Linked DNA regions of Homo sapiens: region 2 is linked to region 1. The links are chromatin loops, found by intact Hi-C in ENCODE. Cell type or tissue: lower leg skin. All regions are shown on one strand.

Region 1 (2,500 bases):
AAACACCCAACTGGCTCACATTTGCCAGCCCCTGGGTGCCCTAACTGCATTCCCTCTCCTCCCTCCTGCTTTGCCCCATCTCACAGTTGCCTGGATACATGTGCCACCTTTGCTGGGTTTAAGGCAGGGCTGGGGAAGAGAAGAATGTTACTCAAGGCACCCAGCTTTGCTGAGAAGGCTTGTCACAGGCACAGGGACCCCACAACCTGAATAGCTTGTGTCCTCCAGCAAAGCTTTCAGACTTGGCGGGGGCCTGTGGCCATCAGAGTTCTAACCACACCACCCACCTCCTGGTGCTGAAGGTGCAGGTAGAGGGCTGGAATGAAGCTTGCTGTGAACAGGGCTGGATTAGTGTGCTTACGCTGTCATAACAGAGTACCATAGGCTGGGGTACTTACACAACAGAAACATCACATTTTGGAGTCTGGAAATCCAATCAAGGTGCTGGCAGGGTTGGTTTCTCCTGAGGCCTCTCTCCTTGGCTTGGAGATGCCACCTTCTCCCTGTGTCTTCACAGGGTCTTCCCTCTGTGGTGTTTGTGTTCTTATCTCCTCTTCTTATAAAGACCATTGATACTAGATTAGGGCCCAGCTTAATGACTTTATTTTAATTTAATTACTCCTTTAAAGACCCTATCTGCAAATACAGTCCCATTCTTAGGTCCTGGGGCTAACGCTTCAACATATGAATTTTGGGAGGACACAATTCAACCCATAACAAAGGTCTTTGCACTTTGGTAGAAGAAACAGAAGTTTGTGCCATTTGTAAGAGAATATGGGGCAAAATGAAGGCAGGGAGGTGCGCCTATAAAAAGAGGGTTCATCCTGGAAGGCTAGAGAATAGTCCTTTCCCTTTCCTGGGATCCCCTGACCCTGTCCTGAGCCACAGAAGTGGAAGGGTTACTAGCTTGCCTCCAGGAAGAAATCTGGCCTCCCATGGGGACTGGAGCACTTGGCACATCCTTCTGGTTTCAGTCACTATAAATAATCCCTCTTCCATGTAGCATTAATAGGAGGAGCCTGGGGCGTGGGGTCCCGGCTGCACTCTCATCCCACCCATCTTGTTTCAATTTCCTGCCTTCCTCAGCTCTCCTGGCCTCCACTGGGAAGCTCTTGAGGGCGGGGTGGGGCTGGACTTCAGTTCTGGAAGCCAGCTGCTGCATCGTTGCTGCTCTCTGTGGCTGCCCAACCCCAGCAGCTGTTGGAGCTGGGTCAGCCAGTGTCCCCCAGCTGCTGCATTCCTCACCAGGGAGCTCCTGCCGTGGGAGCTGTGTGGACTTCACACAGGGCTTCAGCAGTGAGGAAGAAATGTCTTCTGACTAATTTAACATGGCCCATGGGCCAGGTGCCTGCCAGGTGGGCGAGATGCAGGGGGAATTGTGGGGCCAATTCCTCTTCATTTGCCTTGCAGGAGGGGCTTCTGATGACAGCGGGATTGCTACCAGAGTGGGTCCCTCCTTTGGCTACACATTAGTCTGCAGCCCTAAGTATCTCCCGCATCACTGTAGGCATAGAAGACCTCATACCCATCCAGCGGAGAGTCCAGCTGAGCCTTAACCCTTTTTCTTCTGAGCTCACTTCCATATATATCAAAGACTTTGGTGTTTTAATCCCTGGGGACCTGTGAATGGAACGTTATATGACAAAAGGGACTTTATGGGTGTGATGAAGTCAAGGCTCATGGAATTACCCTTGAATATCCTGTGGGCTAGTGCTTGTCTTCTGAGAGATGAGAAAGAAAATTAAGGAAAAATGATCCTGAAATCATCTGTCTTGAGGTGTTCAGTTATTAAATCAATAGTGGAAACTGTATAGGAGGAAGACCTGTTGCCTGGATTTTTACAATGAAGAATAGTTTGTATCTACCATCCCTCCCCCAGCCCACCGCAGGGCCGCCTGCTTGCTGCTCCACAGCCTCCTTGTCAAATGTTCAGATCTTGCTTGATCTGTTTTTCCACTTTCCTCCTTGCTTCCCTGCAGCACTGCCCAGGGGTCAAAGGTTTTGGTGGCTGTGACATCTGGGGCCCAAGCCCTCTTCTGTTACCAGATGGTGGCATTTTGGGACTGAAAGCTGTGCTTTGGGATGACCATGGGGACACCTGCTTGTGTGGGGGGGTGGAGGCGAATGGCTTCCTGGAGTGATACATGGGGCAGTACAGGGGTGGGGACATGGAACCTGGTGAGAAGACAGCCCTGACTTGGCAGAAAGAGGTTCCAGGCATCCTGTGCAAAGCATCTTTTCTCGGGCCCTGCCTGCCAGAGGGCTGTGCTGTGAGCACCGGGCAGCCTGGTCGCACTGGGCAGTCCAGGGTACACCATGAATCGTGGCTCCTGGGAGAAGACTTCAGCAGTCGGCCTCTCTGAGGTCTACTGGTCTGGGTGGTGGAGTGGGCGCTGGGGTGGCTCCATCACAGGTCAGCTCAGGGGCAGAACAGTGGCTGGGAGTGGGCAGCCCTCGGGCTGGTTTTAACTAAGGAACCAAAGGACAGGAAGTTGTGGAT
Region 2 (2,500 bases), 270 kb before region 1:
TTTTCACCACTCTGTACTCATTATCAGTCACTGGCACTTTCTCCATTTTGCACAGCCCAGAGCAACCCTGACTCTGCCCTCTGTCTCTGCAGACTGTGGACATCTCATGTGAATGGAATCGTGCAATATGTGGTGTGTGTGACCTGCTGTTGCTTTATTGATCTCATGAGGAAGCTCTTAGGGTTTCACAGTTGTGTTTGCTGCCTTTTTTTTTAAAGATACCCTTTATCAATTAAATATATTTTCTTCATCCTAGTTTTCTAAGAATTTTATCTTATCATTTTTAAAAATTACTAATATTAATGAATATTGAATTTCATCACTTCTTCTGTAACTGTTGAGCTGACTGCATGATTTTTTTTCTTTCTCAATATACTAGTAGGATGAATTATATTGATTCTTTTTTTAAATGTTAAAACAACTGCACATTCCTGGAATAGACCCAAATTAGATGTGACATGCTATTCTTTTTACATATTACTGAATTTGGTTTGCTAATGTTTTCTTTAGGGAGTTTGAAGCTATGATCATGAGGAGATGGGCCTGTGGTTTTTTTCTTATAATCTCCATTCCAGGTTTTGGTATGGTTTTATTTAACTGTGGTTGCCCCAAAAGTTAGTATTATAAAATAGCAACTGTTGTGTTATCTCTCATCATTCTGAGGGCTGGCTGGGCTCAACTGGGCAGTTCTTCTGCTGCTTTTCCTTAGGCTCTTTCGTGAGGTTGCAGTCAGATGGCAGCTGTGCCTGGTATATACAAGATGGCATTACTTAGGTCTCTGGTGCTTTTACAGAGATGCTGGGAGGCTGGAACCTCTCCCTCTTTCTCCACATGGTCTCTCCTATGGTTAGCTTGGGGTAGGGTTGAATGGTGGTTGGATACCAAGAGTATAAAAGCAGAGGATGCCAGGCCTTCTTAAGGGTCACACCCAGAATGGGTACAGTGTCACTGCTGCTGCATCCTATTGATTAAAGCCAATCGCCGGGCCAGCCCAGACTCAGGCAGAGGGGACTGCACGTGGGTGTGAGTCCTGGGAGGTGTGGTCCATTGAAGACTGACTGCAGACACTAACTGCCACAGGTATCAAGGTTATGCTGGCCCCTGCCATGAGTTGGGGTGTTTGTTGTTGACCACCCGTACTTCCAGTTGGGACTATTTATACTTTAAGGGCACTATTCACATCCAACATGCCTCTGGATCCTTCCACCTACCTCTGCCCCAGCACAGAGTCTGGTGCAGAGTAAAATGTAATGCAGTTTGGGAAAAGAAGGAAAGAATCTTGTGTTGCTCTGGGCCTGGGAGAAGGTCCTCTCTTAGGAGATTCCAAAGATATTGACCCTGGCTTTGCACTGCTGGCCACCTGCAGGACTCCAGAGACCTCGAGGCTCTCCTGTTCTTCATTCAGCACCCACTGAGCAGCTACACTTTGCCAGACTCTGAACCACAGGTTGAGCATCTAGCAATGAATTAGACTCATCCCTACGTGAAGGATCTGGAGGGCTAGGGGGTGGGCTTGGAGAGACAGACAGGTCCACCAAGAATCCTAGTTCAGGTGACAGTCATGGACTCTCATAGAAGCAAACAATGGCATACAAAGTATGGGGAAGCCCAGAGGAGGGAGGAAGTTTCTCCACAGGAAGAAGTCTTTCCAGAGAAGATGCTTGAGCTGTGCAGTGAGTGAGGGTCCCCCAGGCAGAGAGAAACATGAACACCGGGAAGGAGCCTGGCAATGCTGCGTCCTTCTTGACACTGGGTCACCTTGGGGTGGATTTCAGGCTCCTCACCTGTGAAACAAAGACTGTAACAGCCATACCTAATGGTGCCCATGCATCTGGCACATCCAAATCCACCTAAGTTCTCGTAATTGTTGTTAGAGTCATGATGTTGAGCCAAAAAGTCACTTGGGATCTGATTAGGGCTTGGGTTTGGATCGCTGAGGCAGAGGTTTCTGCTTCCTGCAAGCATTTACTCTCCCATGGGAGAGTCTCCCAGTACCCAGTGCATGGTGACTGGGGTTCATGGTGTGTGGACAGCACATAGGGCTCCAGGAAAGCAACACAGTCTCCCAGGGCTCCTGGCTTGTTACTGAGGATACAGGTATTTGGGGAGCAGAGGACTCAAGGGGACAGAAGTGGTCGTTCCTCATGGGGAAAGTGGCTGGGTCAGCCCTGGCTCCTCCATGCCTAGCTGATGTCAGGAAGACAGGTGGAGAATCCTGGCACTTAAGATTTGTAGGAGATCTCTTTGTTGAGCATGTTACCACGGCTTCTGCAGAATATAGTGGGGGAACCTGAGGCCTGGAGAAGAGATAGAACTGTCCAAGGTCACATAGCATGAATGTCAGAGGCACAACAATTCAGGGACCTGGGTGTGCAACCTTCCAGCCCCCTACACCCTGTATTGATTCTGCTCCTTTGACAGGCACCTTCTGTCATCTTCTGGCTTGAAAACCTGCAACTCACTCTGCAGAAGCCATTTCCTATGGGTGCTGATGGGTTTG

The links. Peaks named below come from ENCODE experiments on the same cell type or tissue, not always from the same donor. Only the 100,000 strongest peaks of a DNase experiment are listed, where the experiment ranks them.
Region 2: a loop joins it to region 1, with 6 times the contacts of the local background. A loop is called at or near these places in 1 of 110 quality-filtered maps.

The regions. Positions count from the first base shown.
Region 1 is chr10:49,108,741-49,111,240 of GRCh38, reverse strand. The region is part of intron 1 of VSTM4 (V-set and transmembrane domain containing 4); the gene reads left to right. Among named protein-coding and RNA genes, the nearest start is that of VSTM4, 5.5 kb to the left of the region's middle. RefSeq lists an enhancer at 1,735-2,500. In lower leg skin, no CTCF peak of the experiment used is centred here; a DNase peak (open chromatin) is centred at 1,090.
Region 2 is chr10:49,375,967-49,378,466 of GRCh38, reverse strand. All of the region lies in intron 6 of DRGX (dorsal root ganglia homeobox), which reads left to right. Among named protein-coding and RNA genes, the nearest start is that of DRGX, 19 kb to the left of the region's middle. In lower leg skin, no CTCF peak of the experiment used is centred here; a DNase peak (open chromatin) is centred at 1,356.